2 separate regions of the Homo sapiens genome follow, and region 2 is linked to region 1. Evidence: read pairs that join two places in POLR2A ChIA-PET (ENCODE). Cell type or tissue: B cell. All regions are shown on one strand. Links, peaks and the distances in the headings refer to the core of each region. The heading gives the core; the rest is flanking DNA. Region 1 overlaps EPS15L1 (epidermal growth factor receptor pathway substrate 15 like 1). Region 2 overlaps KLF2-DT (KLF2 divergent transcript).

Region 1 (11,912 bases), core at 3,755-8,754:
CATCCGAAAGAAAAACTGTTTTTATCCTGTTGTACAAATACAGTTTTTAAAGCATTTTTCTGGCTTGTTTCTATTTCTTAATAAATACTTGGAAGAGAGATTTTTGTTTACTCCTGAACACTTCAAGACTGCTTCAGAGCCGAGAGAGAGGTGTCTTAGTTCTCCCTTGTGGGTCGAAGTTGGGGGTTTTAGGTCCCTGAGAATAGTGTATCCACAGTGGTACATCTGGAACTTCCTATGTTTGGACAGTTCTACTCAGGTTACTAAATTCCATGTGAAGCTCACGCAGTGTGACTTTATCTCAAAAGTCAGGGGTTTTTTTTTTTTTTTGTTTTTGTTTTTTTTTTTTTGAGACGGAGTCTCGCTCTGTCTCCCAGACTGGAGTGCAGTGGCACAATCTCAGCTCACTGCAACCTCTGCCTCCCGGGTCCAAGTGATTCTCCTGCCTCAGCCTCCCGAGTAGCAGAGATTACAGGCACGTGCCACCATGCCCAGCTAATTTTTGTATTTTTAGTAGAGACGAGGTTTCACAGTGTTGCCCAGGCTGGTCTTGAACTCCTGACCTCAGGCAATCTGCCCGCCTCGACCTCCCCAAATGCTGGGATTACAGGCGTGAGCCACCTCACCCGCCAAAGTCAGGGTTCTTAAAGCCATATTTATTTCTTGTCTATCATCTGATTATGAGAATATTGACCTCTTGCTCACCATCCAATCAACTTATGGAGAGAAGCTAATAAATCATCCCAGACTTAGGCCTTACTGAGGACAGATTAAGAAAGGTTGATTGATCTGTCACATCCAGACCCAGTGGCATGCTGGAGCCAGTTTTTATTGACTTTCCAGAACCGATTATTAAATAGGAACTGGCCGGGCACAATGGCTCACACCTGTAATCCCAGTCCTTTGGGAGGCTGAGGTGGGAGGATTGCTTGAGGCCAGCTGCGTGCCACTGCACTCCAGCCTGGGTGACACAGCGAGACTCAATCTCTAAAAAAAAAAAAAAAACCCCAAAAAGCAAAAAACAGGAACTTGTGAGCTAGTTGCTTGGAAACTTGAAATCAACCATGATGAGACTGTTTACACCACAGGAATTGGCAGAAGCTCTAAACCAGGGCTTTTTTCTGAGAGAACTGATTCCCAGCACACCCCTGCTGCCCAGCACTCCTCTAAAGGGCGGGAATGTCACAGAAGCTTCTTCAGCCCCCTTTCAGAGTTGCCGTGTGTATTTCCTAAGAAGGGTACAACTTCACACTGGTTGCTGAACTTGTTCAAGATATTACATCTCTGCCAAGGGCCGTGTCATTCATCCTGGCCCTTGTCTGCTGTACTCGTGTCCCCCAAGTTGGCAGATGGGTCTGTTCTCCTTAGTAGGTGGTCTGCAAGGGGTAGAGTTGATGGTATCTTTGTAACAGGGAAATCTCGTTTCCCACTCTGATTCTGTGCAATGGAATCAAAACCACTATTAGTTACCCTGACCTCCTGAATCCTGCTGGGGTCTCAGGCTTCCCCTTGGAAGGGGAAGGAGTGATTGTGGCTTCAGGCCAATGACTCCTGAGAAAGTGATTGCAGGCCTGACTGTCAGTGCAGGGGGCTTGCAGCCAGCATTCCCAGAACCTCAGTCTCTTCTCTGCCATTGTTCACTGTTACTTGGCAGTCTTCCAAGTGACGACTGAAAACACTGAAAAAAAAAAACCTTATAAATAAATGCCAATTAAAAACTAAATAGAGCCAGGCATGGTGGCGAGTGCCTGTAGTCCCAGCTACTTGGGAGGCTGAAGCAGGAGGATCCTTGAGCCCGGGAGTTCTGGGCTGTAGTGTGCTATGCTGATTGGGTGTCTACACTAAGTTAGTCATCAGTATGGTACCTTCTGGGAGCAGGGGACCACCAGTCGCCTAAGGAGAGGTAAACCTGCCCTGGTCAGAAGCGGAGCAGGTCAAAACTCCCACGCTGCTCAGTAGTGGGATTGCACCTGTGAATAGCCATTGCCCTCCAGCCTGGGCAACGTAGTGAGATCCTACCTTTAAAAACAAACTAAATAGAAGCTTTCATTCTGAGGTCAAGCTGGCATTCTTAACTCGCTGCTTTATCCAGGTCATGATTCCTCTCTTTCTTCTGGAACAAATACATTCCTCCTTCCATGGGGCAGTGTGAAAGGCAGATTTTCCACGTGGGCCTCCTGGCTTCTTTAGAGTAGGACTTCTCCATCTTTATCTGCATCCGAGACCCCCATCAGACGCTTGCTGGGCGTGTGTGTCTTGTGGTCGTCAGCACCTGACGTCCACTCAGCACTGTCTCCAGCTGCAGTGCTTGTGGACATCTGTACTTAACTTGTCTAAGAACCCGGCTTGGTTTCCCCACCTTGGGAAAACCCTGTGGTCGGAGGCTCCAGCTATTCTTTCCCAGGTAAGAAAAACCATTCCATGTTCATCAGATGGCAGGGATGTGGGTGCATTCTCCTGAAGTGGGGGCCGAGGAAGCGGCACTCATGCTGATTCACACTCATTCACAGCCCAGACCGGTGGCTTGTCTTAACTCTGTACCTCTCATAACTGTCCTGCACCCCTAAGTTGGCTGCCCCAGGGTGGTGGCAGCCTTGCTAGGAAACTTTCTTTTGGACCTTTGATGTCATTTCCCCACACCATTGTCCCTATTTTTGTGGACGCCCCGGCTTTTTAATGATTTTGTTTTGGTCGGTTGGAATACTGGACTGGTTTGTGAGTCCTACGCAGGAATGCCAGTGTGTCTGCCAAATTCAATGAGGGTGTTGTGCTGTTTTTTTAATATCACAGTGAAACATTCATGTTTTCACTGAGGGTGTGTCTTTATTAACTAAAACAGAGTCCTTATTTAAACCAACTGTATTGTTCCCATGTATATGACAAACCCACCCTTTTCAGACTACTTCCCATTACAAAAATGTGCTCTTCAAAAGTAAATATTTTTTCTTCTCGTTTAAATGAACCTGTTTGTTTCTAGAAATACACACTTTAAAAAAAAAATGCAAAGCATTGTGTATGCTCTAGTAATTCTAACTGCATAAGTACTCATTTCCTCATAGGACAGAAACAACCAGCATGTTTCTTGGTATGAAAACTCCATTTTCCCAAATGCCCACCTAGGTACATACTCACCGAGAAAAGGATGATTGAGGAAGGTCACACCTCTGAAATGAGGCCTGTGCTGCTGTTGTTGAGTGGCTCTTTACAGTTTTCTTCATGGCATTTCCAAGTTTATTATTTTTTTCTGACTCATTGATTAAAAAAAAATTGTTTAACTTTCAGGTAAAATAGACAAACAGCCGGGCGCGGTGGCTCACGCCTGTAATCCCAGCACTTTGGGAGGCCGAGGGGGGTGGATTACTTGAGGTCAGGAGATCAAGACTGGCCTGCCCAACATGGTGAAACCCCATCTCTACTAAAAATACAAAAATTAGCTGGGCATGGTGGTGCACGCCTGTAATCCCAGCTACTCAGGAGGCTGAGGCAGGAGAATCACTTGAACCCGGGAGGTGGAGGTTGCAGTGAGCCGAGATCACGCCACTGCACTCCAGCCTGGATGACAAGAGTGAAACTCTGTCTCAGAAAAAAAAAAAGAAAGAAAGAAAAATAGACATAAACTTGACCATCTTCACTGTCTTTAAGTGTACAGTTCAGTAGTGTTAGGTATATTCACATTGTTGTGGAACCCAGCTCTAGAACGTTTTCATCCCCATGAAATACCCACTCCCCATCCCCCCACCCACAGCCCCTGGCAGCCACTGTTCTACTTCGTCACTGTGAATGTGATGACTCTAGGGTTCTCATAGAAGTGGAATCATACCTTGTGTGTTGTTTTGTGACTGTGATTTCACTCAGCAGCCTCTCCTCAAGGTTCTTCCATGTTGGAGCATGTGTCAGAATTTGCTTCCTTTTGAAGGCTGAATCAGATTCTGTTGTGTGGCTCGTTACAATTTTCTTGATGACATTTCAAATTCATTATTTTTTTCTGACTTAGAAAAAAATTTTGTTTTTCCGTTTATCCATTCATTCATCGATGGACATTTGAGTTGCTTCCACTCAATGATTTTTTAATGAACTTTTATTTTAGAATAGTTTTTAGATTTATGAAAAAATTGCAAAGATAGGCCAGGTGCGGTAGCTCATGCCTATAATCCCAGTACGTTGGGAGGCTGAGGTGGGAGGATCAGTTGAGCTCAGGAGTTCAAAACCAGCCCTGGCAACATAGTGAGAGACTTCATTTCTACAAAAAATATAAAAATTAGCCAGGCTTGGTGGTGCGCGCCTATAGTCCTGGCTACTCGGGAGACCGACGTGGGAGGATCACTTGAGCCCAGATGGTCAAGGCTGGAGTAACCCATGAGTGTGCAACTGCACTCCAACCTGGACAACAGAGTGAGACCCTGTTTCAGAAAAAGAAAAACTGCAAAGATAGTGCATAGTTCCTCTATATCCCACACCCAGTTCCTCCTGTTAGTCACATCATATATAGTACATTTGTCACAACTAATGAACCAGTATTAAACATTATTATTCACTCAAGTTCATACTTCTTCAATGATCTTTAATTAATTTTTTTTTTTAAAGATACAGGGTCTTGCACTGTTGTGGCTGGAGTGCAGTGGCACAATCATAGCTCACTGTAACCTCCACCTCCTGGGTTCAGGCAATCTCCTGAGTCAACCTCCCAAGTAGCTGGGATTATAGGTACACGCCACCACACCTTGATTTTTTTTTTTTTTTTTTTGAGATAGACTCACTCTATCGCCCAGGCTGGAGCGCAATGGCGTAATCTCAGCTCACTGCAACCTCCACCTCCTGGGTTCAAGCAGTTCTCCTGCCTCAGCCTCCCAAGTAGCTGGGATTACAGGTGCCCGGCACAACACCCAGCTAATTTTTTGTATTTTTAGTAGAGACAGGTTTTCACCATGTTGGCCAGGCTGGTCTTGAACTCCTGACCTCAGGTGATCCACCTGCTTTGGCCTCCCAAAGTGCTGGGATTACAGGCGTGAGCCACCATGCCTGGCCTCATTTTTAAATTTTTGTTTTTATAGAGATGGGATTTTGCTATGTTGCCCAGGCCAGCCTCGAACTCCTGGCTAAATCATTCTTTTTAGGGTCATGCTACTCAAAGTGGAAATGTGAGTTAAGTATGGAATTCCGTACTTTGCTTTAACTCAGAAATAATAAAATCCCTGTCCTGTTTCTTCACAAAATTGTAGGATGATCCTTTCAAAAATAAAGCCTTGTTATTTAGCAACAACACGCAAGAGTTGCATCCGGATCCTTTCCAGACAGAAGACCCCTTCAAATCTGACCCATTTAAAGGAGCTGACCCCTTCAAAGGTATCTCACTTGCTACCCACTTTCTCATTGAAAGACTGTGTGTTTTATGTCGAATTTAGAGTGGTTCTTCAACTAGAAAAGTAAGGACATGCCACAATCTGAAATGGAGGGGGAAAGGAATGCCTTTTTTTTTTTTTTTTTTGGAGACGAACTCTCGCTCTCTTGCTGTCAGCCAGGCTGGAATGCAGTGGCGCAATCTCGGCTCACTGCAACCTCCGCCTCCTGGGTTCAAGCAATTCTCCTGCCTCAGCGCCCATCACCGCACCCGGCTAATTTTTGTATATTTAGTAGAGTTGGGGTTTCACTGTGTTGCCCAGTCTGGTCTCGAACTCTTGACCTCAGGTAATCCACCCGCCTCAGCCCCACAAAGTGCTGGGATTACAGGTGTGAGGCACCGCACCCAGCAGGAACGCCTTTTAAGCTTCTTATCTCACCCTGTTAACCAGAGAGCCAAGGCATCAAGATACAGTGGGAAGTGTTCCAAGCTCACCACAAGACCCACATTTGAAGGCAGCTTGGCCAGCCCCCTTGAACCCTTCAGTACTTCAGTTTCCTAATCCCTCAGCAGGTTAATAAATTTCCTCCTTGCTCACCTCACAGGGTTGATAAAATAATCAGAGCTAGTAATGATCATGAAAGTACCTGGAAAACCATGGATTCCTACATAAACCTAAGGTCTGGATAATTTTAGGAGTCTGTCCAGAGCCACACCTGAGTCAAGAATAACTAAGAATTCCAGAAACAAGATTTCCAAGTTTCTGTCCATGTTTCAGAGCAAAACAGTATTTCCAGGAGGAAGGCTCTCTACATTTTTGAGAAAAACACTGAGGTGGGGAGAGGGCAGCGGGAGCTTGAGCTTCAGCTTGGGTTTGAAGCCTGCCGGGTCTGAGAGGCGAATCTGGCAGCCCCTGAAGCCCAGGGGTGCCGCCGCCTCATTGCTGCAGGGCCGGTGATAAAGTGAGGGACAGCCCAGGGTCCTGTGTCCTCTTACCCAGGGAGCTGGCAGGCAGATGGGATAAAGGAAACCCAGCATGGGAAGAGAGGAGTGAATTCTAGCCCACTCTGTGTCTTCCCCAACTCCAGTCTGTGTGGGACAGCCAGCAGTACCTTCCTTCTCATCTTAAACATCCTAGCCAGAAACAGCTGCCTCCTCCAGGTCCCCCTCTTTGATTTGCCAAGGTTTTGAGGGCAGGTGGATAGTAGAGAAGGAACTAACATTCTCTCCCTACACTGGAGGAGTAGAAGGCAATGAAAGGCTTGGGAGGTGGGTGGCTGTGTCCAAGGGCCCGGCCCGCATCCTGTGCCCTAGAGCTAATAAGCATTTCTCTCCTCTTCCAACCAGGCGACCCGTTCCAGAATGACCCCTTTGCAGAACAGCAGACAACTTCAACAGGTAAAATTCAGTGTTTCCCGGACCGGTCTTTAGACTGTGTCCAGTCCTGGCTCAGAAGTCGCATGTGGTGGGACTTGTGTCCACATACACCGGGGATGGCAGCCATGTAACTGGGAAGGACGGCCGTCCATCCATGTTGTACCCATTCTCGGTCCCGTTCCCTTCTGGAGGTGGCTCCCCTCCCCAGGTCCAGTCACTGCCCGCACCCCACCCTGGAGTGTGGTGGGATCACATTGCTTGCTAATTTATTTATTTATTTTATTTATTTATTTATTTATTTATTTTTTATTTTTTTTTTTTTTGAGACGGAGTCTCGCTCTGTCGCCCAGGCTGGAGTGCAGTGGCGCGATCTCGGCTCACTGCAAGCTCCGCCTCCCGGGTTCACGCCATTCTCCTGCCTCAGCCTCCCAAGTAGCTGGGACTACAGGCGCCCGCTACCACGCCCGGCTAATTTTTTGTATTTTTAGTAGAGACGGGGTTTCACCGTGTTAGCCAGGCTCGTCTCACACTCTTGACCTCAGGTGATCTGCCCACCTTGGTCTCCCAAAGTGCTGGGATGACAGGCGTGAGCCACCATGCCCGACCGATTTATTTTTTTTCAGGTGAAATTTATGTAACATAAAAGTCACTGTTTTAAAGCATCCAATTCAGTGGTATTGAGCACACTCACAGTGTTGTGCAATGATCACCTTCATCTAGTTCCACAACATTCTCATCCCCCCAAAAGGAGACCCCATCCCAATCAGCAGTCACTCCCCATTCCCTCCCGCAACCCCTGGCACCCACCAACCTATTTTCTGTCTCTATGGATTTACCTGCGTTGTTTATTATTATTATTATTATTATTATTATTATTATTATTATTATTATTATATCCAGCTCCTGCAGGATATTTTATTTATTTATTTAGAGATGGGGTTTTACTCTATTGCCTAGGCTGGAGTGCAGTGGCGCAATTATAGCTCACTGCAGCCTTGACCTCCTGGGCTCAAGCAGCCTTTCTGCCTCAGCCTCCTTAGTAGCTGATACTACAGGCGTGTGCCACCACACCTGGCTAATTTTTTATTTTATTTTTCTCTGTGTTGCCCATGCTGGTCTTGAACTCCTGGCCTCAAGTGATCCTCCTATCTCAGCCTCCTAAAGTGATGGGATTACAGGCATGAGCCATTGTGCCTGGCCAGGATATTATTATTTTTAAAGTCAATTTTATTGAGTGGCATAATTTACACAGAACAAAATTCACCCATTTTACTATGTAATAAGATGAGTTTCATTAAATATGCACGGTTGTGTGCAATTTGAGAACACTTCTGTCATTCCTGAGGCCCCTTTGTTGTCACCCTCCACCCTCTCCTCAGGGTCCCCTGGCCACCATTATCCTGTTTTCCGTCACTAGCGTTCTTACCTTTCTAGAATTTCATGTAAACGGCATCATTCTGTGATGTGTTCTTTTATGTCTGGGTTCTTTCACTTGGTATAATGTTTACTTATGGGGCATTTTTCCTTCTAGATCCATTTGGAGGGGACCCTTTCAAAGAAAGTGACCCATTCCGTGGCTCTGCCACTGACGACTTCTTCAAGAAACAGACAAAGAATGACCCATTTACCTCGGATCCATTCACGAAAAACCCTTCCTTACCTTCGAAGGTGAGTGGGGTGGGACGTTGCCCGGGAGAGCTGCGTGCCTGCTCTGTGTGGTAAGGGTGGCGCTTCCCGAAGGCCCCCTTCCCTTCGTGGAGCGTACATGGTGCCTGCGAGTGTGGGCCATGGTGTCTGTTCTCCGGGAGCTGGTATCCCAGGCTGATTTCATTCCTGCTGAGTGAGGGAGCTCACTGGCCTAGTCACTGCAGTGACATCCTGTGAGCCCCAAGGTGCAGTTAGCAGTCCAGTGGCCCCACATCAGGGCAAGGAGGATGTCACCCATAGTTCTTATTTCTCTATCCCCATTCCTACCCCTCAACTCTAGTCATCTGCCCCCACTGCCCCTTCATCTCCCAAAAAAGACTAAATCACACAAGCACCACATGCTCGCATGGACCCGGCCACCCTGCACGGTCCTTGTAACACACAGCACTGGTGGGGACCTTAGAGTCACGTTTGGTAGGTGCTCCCGTCACGGCAGGAGTAAGTGCAGGCGTCTCAGCCCGGCTGCCTTGCCTGGTGTCTCCTGAGAGCATCAGCCAACTCTGACCCTCCAGTTTCCAACTCCAGCATACCTGTACTCCCATCCCCGGGCGTGGCAGACACCGGGTATTTTGCATATTATGCCCAAGAGATTGGGTTAAATAGGTGTCAACTTGGATTTCAAAACCAAAAAAAAAAAAAAAAGCAGCCTCGGTGATGGAGCAGAGGATGTTCATGATGGAGTGAGCGTGCTTCATAGCCTTCTTCCGTTTTCTAGGCTGCAACCCAGGCCCGGGGCCTGCTCAGAGACGGGCACTCACCCTCCTTCTCAGGGCTCCTGCTACCCTGGCGCCCACCTCGCTCACTCCCTGTGGACCTTTTGGTCTTTAGCGCTTGAAGCTCCTTGAAGGCAAAGACTCATTTGCAGTATTTTCTTATTGGCCCCTTTTTAATGTCCTTAAGACCTGTAGTGAGAATTTCCCTAGCATTCCTGGTATTGGTGATCTGTTTACCAATTTCATTGACCTTTCCCATAACCAGCTTTTGGCTTCATTTTTCTCTACTGCTTGTTTTCTATTTCATTGATTTTCTCTTTTCTATTTCTATTTTTTTCCATTTCCTTACTCCTATTTATTTGGGGTTACTTTGCTCTTCTAACATCTTAAGATCCAAGCTTCATTCATTAATTTTAGACTTCATTTTCTAGTACTGGCGGTCCCTGACTTACGATGGTTCAATTTACAGTTTTTTGACTTTACAATAGTTTTATCGAGATGCAGTCCCATCATAAGTCAAGGAGTGTCTGGACTTAACATTGGTTTGACTTCTGATTTTTTGCTTTGTGATGGGTTTATTGGGATATTACGTACATTTTCAACTTAAAATATTTTCAACTTACAATGGGTTTATCAGGATGTAACCCCATGGTAAGTCAAGGAGCATCTGTATAAATTTAAAGCAACATATTTCCCTTAAGCACTGCTTTACATGTATTTCATATATTTGAATACTTTATCTCTTCATTGCCATTCAGTTTTGAGATATTTTCCAGTTTCCCTTGTGAATTCTGTTCACTTATGGATTACTTAAAAGTATGTTGTTTCATTTCCAGATACTTGGCTTTTTCTCCTAGGTATATTATAATACTATTATTATTGATTTTTAATTAAATTTGTTATTTGAGAACATATTCTGTATGTTTTCAATACCTTCACATTAATCAAGGGTTGTTGTTTGTGGCCTATGTTGGTGAACAAACCATGTACACTTGAGAAGAATGTGTATCTAGTTGTTGGGTGTAATGCTCTACAAATGGCAGTGAGGTTGAGGTTCCTCATAGTGTTCAGATTATCTGTGTCTTGTTTGTTTGTTTTTTAGTCCTACCAGTGTCTGAGAGAGAGGCGTTAAACATTCTCCTATGATTGTGGAATTGTTCATACTGCACTTTAATTTGATCAAGTTTTGCTTTGTGTATTTTGAAGCTTTGTCAGGTGCATAGGTGTTTATGATTGTTGTGTCTTTCTGACACAACAACCTTTTTATCATTATAAAAGATTCCCATTTGATCTCTGGTGATGTTCTTTGTCTTGAAGTCTGTTTAATCACTTCATTCTCCTCATGTTATTCACTACATGATACATCATTTTTCAACCATTTACTTTCAACTTACCTGGATCTTTAAAACTGATAGGTGTCTTTTGTAAGTAGCATAGTGTTGGGGCTTGCTTTTTTTTTTAAAATCCAGTCAGAAGTCCCTGCCTTGTAAGTGTAATGTTTAGTCCATTAACATTTAATGTAATTATTGATATGGTTTAAGTCTACTATTTTATTATTTGCTTGCTTTTTATCCCATGTTTTGTTTCCTGCTTTCTTTTGAATTGTTTGAATGTTTTTTTGAATTCTGTCTATTGGCCTTTTATTATTTTAATCATACCTCTTTTAATGATTGTTTAGAGGTTGCTTTAGGAAATATCATGTACAGCTTTAACTTTTCATAGTCTACTTGAGGTTAGTATTGTATTATCTCATGTAAAATATAGAAAACTTGCAACCATGTAGGTCCATTTGTCCACCCACCCTTGCAGCCAGCATGTCTTATGTTATAGCCGTCATGTGAATTTCATACATCTAAATACATTAGAAACTCCATAAGACTGTTACAATTTTTGTATTAATCCATTGTGGGTATTGTAAAGAAAGAGGAAAAAAGTAGTCATTTAGTTTTACCCAAATATGTACCATTTCTGATACTCTTCATTTGTTACTGAAGATTGGTTTTCCCTCCATTATCATTTTCCTTCAGCCTAAAGAACTTTCTTTAGCACTTCTTATAGCTCAGGTCGACTGTGTTGTCATTTTTTTATTTTTAGTTTTGAAACAGAGTCTCACTCTGTTGCCCAGGCTGAAGTGCAGTGGTGTGATCTTGGCTTACTGCAACCTCAACCTCCTGGGCTCAAGCAGTTCTCCCACCTCATCCTCCCAAGTTGCTGGGACCACAGGCATGTACCTCCACACCCAGCTATTGTTTTATTTTTTGTAGAGATGGGATTTCCATATGTTGGCCAGGCTGGTCTCAAACTCCTAGGCTCAAGCAATCCTCCTGCCTCAGCCCCTCCAAAGTGCTGGGATCACAGGCTTGAGTCACTTCACCCAGCTATTATTCTTTTCTTTTCTTTTTTTTTTTCCAACCTCCGCCTCCCAAGTTCAAGCGATTTCTGGTTAATTTTTGTATTTTTAATGCAGATGGAGTTTCACCATGTTGGCCAGGCTGGTCTTGACCTCCTGAACTGAACTCAAGTGATCTGCCCGCCTCGTCCTCCCAAAGTGATAGAATTACAGGCATGAGCCACTGTGCCAGGCCTGTTGTCATTCTTGAAGGACATTGTGTTTGATGTAGGTTGTTGGGGTTTTGTTTGTTTGTTTAGTGTGTTTTTCCACTGCCTTCCAGCCTCCATTGTCCTTAATGAGAAGAGTTTTTGTTTGTTTGTTTGTTTGTTTTTTTGAGACAGAGTTTGCTCTGTTGCCCAGGCTGGAGTGCAGTGGCGTGATCTCA
Region 2 (11,912 bases), core at 2,421-7,420, 110 kb after region 1:
CACAGCAGCACTGTTCACAACGGCCAAAAGGTGGAAGCAACTTGGGTGTCTGTCAACGAATGAACAGATAAACAAAACGTGGTCCATCCAGCAATGGAATATTACGCAGCTGTGAAAAGGAATGAAGCACTGCTCCATGCTACAACGTGGATGAACTCCAAAAATATGCTGAGTGAGAGAAGCCAGACACAAAAGGCCACATGGTGTATGATTTCATTGATATGAAATGCCCTGAACAGGCAAATCCGTAGAGACAGGAAGCAGATTAGTGGCTGCCTGGGGTGGGGGAAGGGAAATGGGGAGTGACTGCTGACGGGGACAGGGCTTTTCTTTTTTCTTTTTTTTGAGACAGAGTCTCCCTCTGTTGCCCAGGCTGGAATGCAGTGGCGCGATCTCGGCTCACTGCAGCCTTCGTCTCCTGAGTTCAAGAGATTCTCCTGCCTCAGCTTCCTGAGCAGCTGGGATTACAGGCACCTGTCACCAAACCCGGCTAATTTTTTTGTATTTTTAGGAGAGACAGGGTTTCACCATGTTGGTCAGGCTGGTCTCAAACTCCTGACCTCGTGATCCACCCGCCTCGGCCTCTCAAAGTGCTAGGATTACAGGCGTGAGCCACCGTGCCCCGCTGGGACAGGGTTTCTTTTTGGACTGATGGAATGTTCTGAAGTAGATACTAGTGGTGGTTGAACAACCTTGTGAACGTGCTGAATGCCACCATATTGCACACCTTACGATGGATAAACTTTATGTTACATGTATTTTACCACAATTTAAAAAAGGTCAGGCATGGTGGCTCACACCTGTAATCCCAGCACTTTGGGAGGCCAAGGCAGGTGGATCACTTGAGGTCAGGAGTTTGAGACTAGCTTGGCCAACATGGTGAAATCTCGTCTCTACTAAAAATATAAAAATTAGCTGGGCATGGTGGCATGTGCCTGTAGTCCCAGCTCCTCGGGAGGCTGAGGCAGCAGAATTGCTTGAACCTGGGAGGGAGAGGTTGCAGTGAGCCGAGATTGCACCACTGGACTCCAGCCTGGGTGACAGAGTGAGGCTCTGTCTCCAAAAAAAAAAAAAAAAAAAGGCCAGGTTCAGGCAGCCTCCCCTGTTGGCCTGGTTGCAAGACTGCCCCTCTCTAAGCCTGCGTTCCTCCGTAAGGTGGGGTAGGGGCAGTGCCTTCCCTTAGCACAGGGATGTCCCCAGAGCATCAGCAGGTGTGCTATTGGCCGTGGGCTGCTCTTTATTGAGACCAACCCCCTGGGAGTTCATGGTCACCCAGGACAGCTTGGCAGGAGCTCCAAGTCCCTTCCCAGAGAGGTCCGGACATCTATTTATTTAATTAAGAAAATCTAGTTGCAAAGAGTGCACAGCCTTCTTCTAAAAGCTTTGAATGAGACCAGAAGTCAGGGTCTCCCTGCTGGGACATGGAGACCGAGGGGCGGCTCTGAACACACAGCGTGCCTTGGAGTTGGAGGGTCGACTGTGGGACGGGCAGCCACTCAGTCCGCAGTCTTTTCCCCATGAAAGGAATGGAGGCCGTAGGGCCACCCTTCTTGTTCTTGGGGTATGGGGTGCTCGCCCTGCCCAGGCACAGCTGCGGAAACACAATGTATACCCTGGGAGAGACGTGGAGGGTCAGAGAGAGAGTCAGAGATAGAGGAGATAAAGAGAGACAGAGAGGGAGAGACAGAGACAAGGAAAGAGAGGGAGAGAGATATATAGAGAGAAACGGAGACACAGAGAGAAAGAGCAAGAGATGGAGAAAGAGGGGTAGAGACAGAGAGACGAGGGAAGAGAGTCAGACACAGAGAGAGAAGGGGGAGAGACTCATGCCGGAGAGACTCACATGAGAGAGACAGATACAGAGACACACAGAGAGACAGAGAAGAAGAAAGTCAGAGACAGAGAGAGAAACACACACAGAGAGAGACAGAGAGACAGAAAAGAGTCACAGACCCAGAGAGACAGAGAAGAAGAAAGTCAGAGACAGAGAGAGAAACACATAGAGAGACAGAGAGACAGAAAAGAGTCACAGACCCAGAGAGACAGAGAGAGAGGGAGAGAGAGACTCAGAGAGAGAGAGAGAGACCCAGAGAGAGAGAGTGAGACCCCCCCACACAGAGAGACACACAGAGAGAGGGAGGGACAGAGAACAGGATGGAGAGAGGCAGGCAGGGCAGGACCCTGGGACTGGTTGATGGAATTCCAGCTCCTGCGACTTTGGAACAAAAGCCCCCTATGAAGTGAAAGCCACCATTGGACAGATGAGGAAACCGAGGCCCGAGGTCCCTGCCTCCACACCCCATGGCCCAGGGCTGCAGACACTGCTCCCCGCAGAGACCCTAACCACCGGCCACAGCCCTTGGCCTCTCCAACACCCGCCATCCTCTCTCCCCTCAAGTCCCCCGCTGCTGCTGGCCCATAACAACTCCCCTTTGGCCAGTTAAAAATAGCCCACGTCAGAGCCCATGGAGGACGCTGATGACTCCTGAAAGGGGCTTCGGAGCCAAGGCGGCCTCGATCTGCAGGCCGCAGTCTGGGACGGCGCTAATTGTGGCAACAAGCAGCGTACAAAGGCGCCCTTCAGGGGAGCTGGCACTGCGGGCTCAGATTTCTGGAGAGCAAATATGTCTTTCATTTCCCTGAGCCCCACCGGGGCTCTGCCCTAACGGCAGAAGAACACGCCTCCCTGGAAGGGAACAGGATCTTGTTTTGGGGGGCAGGGAGCCCCAGCGCCCCTGTGAACAGCAGGAAGCCAGCCATCGGCACCTAGGACAGTCCCCAGCATGCCTGGAGCAGCCCCTGGTATAAAGCCAGTCGGGAAGCTTTCTTTCCTGTTCAGTTTGGTGAAAGCCCTTGTGTAAGGTTGGTGCAAACGTAATTGCTTAAAAGTCATGGCAAAAACCGCAATTACGTTTGCACCAACCTATCAAAGTGATGCTCTCTCTTCCTTAGATGTTTAGGGGAAATTTACCAGGGACGCCATCCAGACCTGGAGTTTTCTTTGTAGAAAGGCTTTTGTTTGTTTAGAGACAGGGTTTCACTCTGTCGCCCAGGCTGGAGTGCAGTGGCACAATCATAGCTCACTGCAGCCTTGACCTCCTAGGCTCAAGTAATCCTCCCACCTCAGCCTCCCAAGTAGCTGGGACTGGTTGATGGAATTCCACCTCCTGCGACTTTGGAACAAAAGCCCCCTATGAAGTGAAAGCCACCATTGAAACCCACCATGTCTGGCTAATTTTAAAATGTTTTTGTAGAGATGGGGTCTCACTGTGTTGCCCAGGCTGGTCTCAAACTCCCGAGGTTAAGTGAGTCTCCTACCTCAGTCTCCCAAAGTGCTGAGATTATAGGCACAAGCCACCAAGCCCAGCTAATTTTTATATTTTTTGTAGAGATGGGATCTTGCTATGTTGCCTAGGCTAGTCTTGAACTCCTGGCCTCATGTGATCCTCCTGCCTTGGGCTCTCAAAGTGCTGGGATTACAGGCACCCACCACAATGCCTGGCCTGTAGGAAGTTCTTTTTACAACAATGTTGATTTATCCCATAGACACAGGGATATTCGGGTGATCTATTTCTCCTCCTCCTCCTTCTCCTCCTTCTTCCTCCTCCTCCTCCTCCTTCTTCCTCCTCCTCTTCTTCTTTCTACTTTCTTCTTCCTCTTATTCCTCCTCTTCCTCCCCTTCCCCTTCTCTTTCTTCTTCCTCTTATTCCTCCTCTTCTTCCCCTTCCCCTTCTCTTTCTTCTTCTTTCTTTTCTGTTTTTTTGAGACAGAGTCTCACTCTGTTGTCCAGGCTGGAGTACAATGGCACGATCTCAGCTCACTGCAACCTCCACCTCCGGGGTTCAAGCAATTCTCCTGCCGCAGCCTCCTGAGTAGCTGGGATTACAGTGGCCGCCACCATGGCCAGCTAATTTTTGTTGTTTAGTAAAGACGGGGTTTCACCATGTTGGCCAGCCTGGTCTCAAACTCCTGACCTCAGGTGATCCGCCTGCCTCGGCCTCCCAAAGTGCTGGGATTACAGCACGAGCCATCGCGCCCGGCCGATCTATTTGTTCTTAAGTAAGCTTTGGTAATTTGTGTCTTTCAAGGAATGTGTCCATTTCATCCCTGTCACTGAATATTTTGGCATCGAGATGTTTATAACATGTCCTTGTGATCCTTTTTGTATGTGTTGAATCTGTTGTGGGGTCACCTAGGCTTGGAAGCCTCAAACCCTGGCATTGACCCCAGACACAGGCTTTTGCTCTTCTTGCTGTCTGGGCAGCTGTTCCGATGGCAATGACAACTCTAAAAATCTGCTTGTGGCCAGGCGCAGTGGCTCATGTCTGTAATCCCAGGACTTTGGGAGGCCGAGATGGGGGGATCTCTTGAGCCCAGGAGTTCGAGACCAGCCAGGGCAATATAGTGATACCTTGTCTTAACTGAAATTCAAAAGAAAACTAGCCAGGCGTGGTGGCGTGCATCTGTGGTCCCAGATACTTGGGAGGCTGAGGAGGGAGGATCACTTGAGCCTGGGAGGTTGAGGCTGCAGAGAGCCGTGATCTTGCCACTGCACTCCAGCCTGGGTGACAGAGTGAGACCCTGTCTCAAAACAAAACAAAACAAAACAAAACAAAATCTGCTTATGAAAGGGCAGACATCCATTTCCCAGGTCACACCCTCCTAACTCCCAAAGCTTAACTTCTGTGTTTAGTGCTTACAACAGCATAGGAGCTATTGTTAGTTCCATTCTACAGATGGAGAAACTGAGTCCCAGCGTTAGGTGGCAGAGCCGGGATTTGAACCCTGGCTGCCAGCGCCCCCCAGCCTGGGTGCGCTACATCGTCACTGCCAGGCACAGCCAAAATCACGGCCCAACCTATCTGGGTGGCGGCGGGGGGCAGGGATTCCTCTACCCTGACAGCAGCTTGAGGTTACGTTCTTTGCTGGAGAAAAGCGTTTTGAAACAGAAACGCCCACGGTGTCCCTGACGCTGAGTTGTGGAAGTGAGGCCGACTTGGGGCTCTGAACTTGGCTGGTGTCTTCCCCAGCCAGGGGCCCAGAGGCGGGGGTTTGGCCTTCCCGAGGCCCCAAACCACCTGCTCGGCCCTGCGTCCAGCCGGCCGGCGCCCGAGTGAGCGAACAAGGGGACCCTCCGCTGTCTTTATATACCGGAGTTATTTTTAACCATCGCCTCCCAGAACATTACGGAGCTTCCTCTCTCCAACACGCAGGAAACCCTACTTGGCTGTGCTTCCTGCTAACACGAGGCCCTGCGATTGCTGAGAACAACAGCCCCGAGACTGCGCGGCTCCGGGGGGAAAAAAACCTGGCCCCCTTTCAAGCCTTGACAGAAAACCTTTCAGAGCCCTGAACTCCCACCAGCCCGAGGACGGCTCCGATAGCTCTGACAAATGAGCCGGGACTGTGCCCAGGGCTCCCAGGCTGGGAGGGGACCCCGGCTCCCTTGTTCCTTCCTAAGGTCGGAAAAAAAAGCGCGTGTCCCTTCCTCCACCACAGAGGAACAGAGAAGTGTTTGCATTGGTGGATTTTTAAATACTTGTTTATTTTTATTAAAGTGCAATTCACATGAAATTAACCATTTTTAAAGTAGTGGCATTTTATACATGCAGTGTTGTGCAACCGCCACCTCTACTTAGTTCCAGAATATTTTCATCACCTTAAAGGGATACCCTGTCCCCATTACCAGTCACTTCCCATTTCTCCACCCCCAGTCCCTGGCAAACACCAATCTGTTTTCTGGCCCTATGGATTTGCCTCTGTGGGCATCTCACATAGATAGGATTGTACAATATGTGGCCTTTTATGTCTGGTTTCTTTTACTCTAGGTAATATTTTCTTTTTTTTTTTAATTTCTTTTTTCTTTTCTTTCTTTTTTTTTTTTTTTGAGACAGAGTTTCACTCTTCTTGCCTAGGCTGCAGTGCAATGGCACGATCTCGGCTCACTGCAGCCTTGACCTCTGGGGTTCAAGCGATCCTCCTGCCTCAGCCCTGCACCATGTGCCACCATGCCCAACTAATTTTCCTATTTTTAGTACAGACAGGGTTTCACCATGTTGGCCAGGCTGATCTGGAACTCCTGACCTCAGGTGATCCACCTGCCTCGGCCTCCCAAAGTGCTGGGATTACAGGCATAAGCCACCGCACCCGGCCCAACTTCCAGTTTCTTCTTTCTGCCCACTCCCTCTCCACGTGGCTCATCAAAGTGTGGAGTTTGTTTCATGGTGGTTACAGCACAACCCCTCCCCATCCACCTGTGCATCCACTCATTCGTTCCTTTAAACATTTATTCAATCAATCCTTCCCCATCCCTGGGGCGCCTGGCACTTGGCCTGCTGCTGCCACCTAGACCCCAGGCTCATCGTCGCTAGAGCAACCCCACCTCCCTTCCTGGAGCAGGTGCGTCCTCACCCAGATTTGCCTTATTAGCAAATCCCCTGTGATTCTGGGTTCCACCCGGCCCTCGGTCTGGGTCTCACACACTTTTGGTCCAAGTGCCAACCTGTTTGGGTTGCTCTGTGATTAGCAGATGATGACCCCAAGGTCCCATCTAGCCCACCACCTGTGTTTCGGCTTTCAAGCTCGGAATGTTTTATTTATCTTTTAAAACTGTGATAAAATATACATAACAGACAGGGCACAGTGGCTCACACCTGCAATTCCAGCACTTTGGGAGGCTGAGACGAGCGGATCATTTGAGGCCAGGAGTTCAAGACCAGCCTGGACAACACGATGAAACTCTGTTTCTACTAAAAATACAAAAATTAGCTGGGTGTGGTGGCAGGTGTCTGTAATCCCAGCTACTCGGGAGGTTGAGGCAGTAGTATCACTTGAAGCCGGGAGGCAGAGTTGCAGTGAGCTGAGATTGCGCCACTGCACTCCAGCCTGGGTGACAAAGACTCAGACTCAAAAAAAAAAGTATATATATACACACACACACATACACACACACACACACACATACACACACACATACACACACACATATATACACAGATACACACACAAACACACACACACATATATATATGTATACACATAACAGAAAATTGACCATTTTAACCATTTAAAAAAATAGATGGCGTCTCTCTTTGTCATCTAGGCTGGAGTGCAGTGGCACAATCATAGTTCACTACAGCCTCAACCTCCTGGGCCCAAGCCACCCTCCTGCCTCAGCCTCCCGAGTAGCTGGGACCACAGGTGTGCACCACCATGACTGCCTAATTCTTTTTCTTTTCATAGAGATGGGGTCTCCCTATGTTGCCTGGGCTGGCCTTTTTACATTTTATAAAATTTGGGAGAATATTAAAAGAAAAATATTTTGTGACATGTGAAAGCTCTAGGAAATTCAAATTTTGGTGTCCATAAATAAAGTTAATGGCACATGCCTGTGCCCATTTGTCACATCTCATCTTAAGGCTGCTTTGGGGACACAAAGGCAGAGTTCAGTGGTTGCAACACAGACCTTATGGCTTGCAAAGCCCGCTCTTTGCAGGAACACTTTGCCCAGCCTGCAATTCCTCCTCGTTTCACCAGCCCCCTCCAACTCTGCCGAGCCACCTTCATCTTGCCCGGGGAATCAACCCGAGCCATCTACTTTCTCCCCTGGCCCAACAGCTCATTCTCCACCCGTCAGCCAGAGGGACCTTCTGAAACATCACGGGATCGAGGGAGAGGCCTCAGGATATGGCCTCTGGGACATCACCTTCTGTCACTCCTTTCCCTCGGCCCCAGCCCAGGGGCCTATTGTCACTGTTCCTCAGACCCACTGGGTCTTTCTGGACTCACATGTGTGTGTCCACTGAACCCCCACGCTGGGCCTGCAAACTTTACTCGGGGTGGCACGTTCAGATCCCAGCTCAGATGTCACAACTGCAGAGAGGCCACCCTTGGAAGATGCTTCTCTTAGTTCAAGATTTCTGAGCCACATGTCAGTAGGGATACATGCCTCCCTCCCCACTGCACCCATCCATGACAACCAAAAATATCCCAGACATTGTGAGAACCAGGGCAGTACTCACCTTGTTTTTATAAAAGCAGCTTAATATTTAATAAATTAATTAATTTAATTAATATTAATAATTTTATTTTTTGAGACGGAGTTTTGCTCTTGTTGCCCAGGCTGGAGTGCAATAGTGCAATCTCAGCTTACTGCAACCTCCGTCTCCCCGGTTCAAGCCATTCTCTTGCCTCAGCCTCCAGAGTAGCTGGGATTACAGGCATGCGCCACCACGTCCAGCTAATTTTGTATTTTTAGTAGAGACAGGGTTTCACTACGTTGGTCAGGCTGGTTTCGATCTCCTGACCTCAAGTGATCCATCCGTCTCCACTTCCCAAAGTGCTGGGATTACAGGCATGAGCCACAGTGCCTGGCCTTGAAGATGGGTGATTTGTAAAGAAACAAAATGTATTTGTTAATTTCTGGAAGCAGGGAAGTCCAAGGTCAAGGGACAGTTCTGGTGAGAGTCTTCCTCCTGGTGGGGACTTTCTGGAGAGGAGTCTGGGCATGCTAACTTGCTATCTCAGATCTTTCTTCTTCTTTCAACTCTTTCTTTCTTAATTTTTTTTTTTCAGAGACAGAGTCTCACTATGTTGCCCAGGCTGGTCTTGAACTCCTGGGCTCAAGGGATCCACTCGCTTTGGCTTCCCAAAGTGCTGGGATTACAGGCATGAGCCACCGAGCCTGGCCCCAGTCATAACATAATCTAATCATAATCTAATCTAATCATGATTTTAAAGGTCTCACTTCTCAATGCTGCCACATTGAGGATTAAGTCTCTCTTTTCTTTCTTCCTTCCCTTCTTTCTCTTTCTTTCTTTCTCTTTCTTTTTCTTTCTTTCTCTCTGTCTTTCTCTTTCTTTCTTTCTCTCTTTCTTTCTCTTTCTTTCTCTCTTTCTTTCTTTCTGATGGAGTCTCGCTCTGTCGCCAGGCTGGAGTGCAGTGGCGCGATCTCGGCTCACTACAACCTCCGTCTCCTGGGTTCAAGCGATTTTCCTGCCTCATCCTCTGAGTAGCTAGGATTACAGGCACCTGCCACCACACCCAGCTAATTTTTGTATTTTTAGTAGAGACGGGATTTCACCACATTGGCCAGGCTGGTCTCGATCTCCTGACCTGGTGTTCTGTCCACCTTGGCCTCCCAAAGTGCTGGGATTACAGGCATGAGCCATCGTGCCCAGCATTTTTTTTTCTTTTTTTTTTGAGGCAGAGTCTCTCTCCGTTCCCCAGGCTCGAGTGCCGTGGCATGAGCCTGGCTCACTGCAATTTCTGCCTCCCGGGTTCAAGTGATTCTCCTGCCTCAGCCTCCTGAGTAGCTGGGATTATAGGCACACGCTACCATGCCCGGCTAATTTTTTGTGTTTTTTAGTAGAGATGGGGATCTCACCATGTTGCCCAGGCTGATCTCAAACTCCTGAGCTCAGATGATTTGCCTGCCTCGGCCTCCCAAAGTGCTGGGATTACAGGCATGAGTCACCGTGCCCAGCCCTCCTTGACTTTTGGAGTGGACAAACATTCAAACAGTAGCAGCGTGTAACATTGACTCATATACAAATCACATCAAATCAAATTACAAAGTCACCAACCATGAGTCATCTGGATACATGGGAAATACAGTATTGGGTGCTGTAACTTCCTATCCTCAGCACCACTGACATTCGGGGCTGGATTATTCTCTTTGTGGGGCCATCCTGCGCCCAGTAGGCTGCAGAGCAGCATCCCTGGCCTCCACCCACCAGATGCCAGTAACATCCCCTCCCCAGATTTTCTACAACAACCAAAAATGTCTCCAGACATTGCCTGGTGTCAGCAGTTAAAATTACCCCCCAGTTGACCAATCTCACTTGCCTATTTTTGATGGGAGGTAGAGGAGGGAGCAGAGGCCGGGTGCAGCACTTTGGGTGCCTGTAATCCCAGTACTTTGGGAGGCCAAGGTGGGCGGATCACCTGAGGTTAGGAGTTCAAGGCCAACCTGGCCAACATGGTGAAACCCTGTCTCTACTGAAAATACAAAAATTACCTGGATGTGGTGGTTCACGCCTGTAATCCCAGCACTTTGGGAGGCCGAGGCAGGCAATCATGAGGTCAGGAGATCAAGACCATCCTGGCTAACATGGTGAAACCCCGTGTCTACTAAACACACACACACACACACACACACACACACAAACAAAATTAGCTGGGCATAGTGGTGCGCACATGTAGTCCCAGCTACTCAGGAGGCTGAGGCAGGAGAATCACTTGAACCCGGGAAGTAGGTAGAGGTTGCAGTGAGCCAAGATTGCGCCGTTGCACTCCAGCCTGAGTGATAGAGTGAAACTCCATCTCAAAAAAAATAGTAATTAAAAAAAGTAAAAAATAAAGGCTGGGCGCGGTGGCTCACGCCTGTAATCCCAGCACTTTGGGAGGCCGAGGCGGGTGGATCACGAGGTCAGGAGATCAAGACCATCCTGGCTAACATGGTGAAACCTCGACTCTACTAAAGAATACAAAAAATTAGCCATGCATAGTGGCGGGCGCCTGTAGTCCCAGCTACTCGAGAGGCTGAGGCAGGAGAGTGGCATGAACCCGGGAGGCAGAGCTTGCAGTGAGCCAAGATTGTGCCACTGCACTCCAGCCTGGGCGACAGAGCGAGCCTCCATAAAAAAAAAAAAAAAGGAGCAGACATCCCCCTCCACACAAGAATAGACAAAACCCTGAGTGTGCCCAGGTGCAGAAGCTCACTCCTGCCATCTCACCACTTTGGCAGGCCGAGTTGGGAGGACTGCTTTAACCAAGGAGTTGGAGACCAGCCTGGGCAACATATTGAGACCCTGTCTCTATGAAAATATTAAAAATAAATTAGCCAGGTGGGCTGGGCATGATGGCTCACGCCTGTAATCCCAGCACTTTGGGAGGCCGAGGTGGGCAGATCACGAGGTCAAGAGTTTGAGACCAGCCTGGCCAACACGGTGAAACCCCGTCTCTACTAAGAATACAAAAATTAGCCAGGCGTGGTGGCAGGCGCCTGTAATCCCAGCCACTAGGGAGGCTGAGGCAGGATAATTGCTTGAGCCCGGGAGGCGGAGGTTGCAGTGAGCAGAGATCATGCCACTGCACTCCAGCCTGGGCGACAGAGCAAAGACTCTGTCTCAAAAAAATAAAATGAAATGAAATGAAATAAAAAACAAATTAGCCAGGTGTGGCAGCATGAACCTGTGTTCCCAGCTACTTGGGACGCTGAGGTGGGAGGATCACTTGAGCCCGGGAGATGGAGGCTTCAGTGAGCCATGAATCAGCACCACTGCACTCCAGCCTGGGTGACAAAGTGAGACCCTGTTTCAAAACAGAGAAACAAAGAAACCCTGATGGAGGCTGTCTCCAGGATGTCATTTCATACCCAGCATTGAACAGATTTTTCACCGCCCTCCCGTGAGGTGTGAATTACTCACCCCCGTTAGCAGATGGGTAAACTGAGGCTTGGTGAGGGAAGCCAGCCATCTGTCCCTCCGTTCTCTGCCCCCCATATTCCTGCCAAGGCTTTCCCCGAGCAGCAAAAATTACAGACCTGAGATCCCAAAATAGCTCCCAGGCAGGGACTGAACACAGAGGCCTGTGGTTCAGCCTCCAGAGAGGCAGGGATAAAATCAGAGATTCAAATCCAGTTGCCTGTAGATCGTAAACTTCAAAGAAGGCAGAGTGGTCTGTTCCCTGATGATGGGGGCATGAATGTGCTTCCCCACCGCATGGGGAAACTGCCACTAACATCTGATGGCGAAAGTCCAGATGAGCCCCTGACAGGGGACCAGTGAACCCCTGGGCTGTCCTACTGGGTGAGACAGAAAAAGGCCCCTGGAGACTTCTCCGGGAGCCCCAGAACCCTTGAAATGGCACTAAGGTGCAGCTCATTTCTAGGATGTGGCTCAGAGGCCATC

The links. ChIA-PET counts read pairs that join two places held together with the same protein. Peaks named below come from ENCODE experiments on the same cell type or tissue, not always from the same donor. Only the 100,000 strongest peaks of a DNase experiment are listed, where the experiment ranks them.
Region 2: POLR2A ChIA-PET joins it to region 1 with 6 read pairs; 9 of 35 experiments call an interaction of 5 or more read pairs at or near these places.

Annotation. Positions count from the first base shown.
Region 1 is chr19:16,388,775-16,400,686 of GRCh38, reverse strand. It overlaps EPS15L1 (epidermal growth factor receptor pathway substrate 15 like 1), which reads left to right. Exons shown (of 24, transcript NM_001258374.3): 17 at 5,220-5,343; 18 at 6,686-6,736; 19 at 8,247-8,383. Among named protein-coding and RNA genes, the nearest start is that of KLF2, 70 kb to the right of the region's middle. In B cell, for the core only: no CTCF peak of the experiment used is centred there; no DNase peak of the experiment used is centred there; H3K4me3 peaks cover 428 bases; H3K27ac peaks cover 1,130 bases.
Region 2 is chr19:16,277,023-16,288,934 of GRCh38, reverse strand. It overlaps KLF2-DT (KLF2 divergent transcript), which reads left to right. Exons shown (of 2, transcript NR_186323.1): 2 at 5,214-5,576. Among named protein-coding and RNA genes, the nearest start is that of KLF2-DT, 42 kb to the left of the region's middle. In B cell, for the core only: no CTCF peak of the experiment used is centred there; DNase peaks (open chromatin) are centred at 5,064 and 5,547; H3K4me3 peaks cover 1,050 bases; H3K27ac peaks cover 1,143 bases.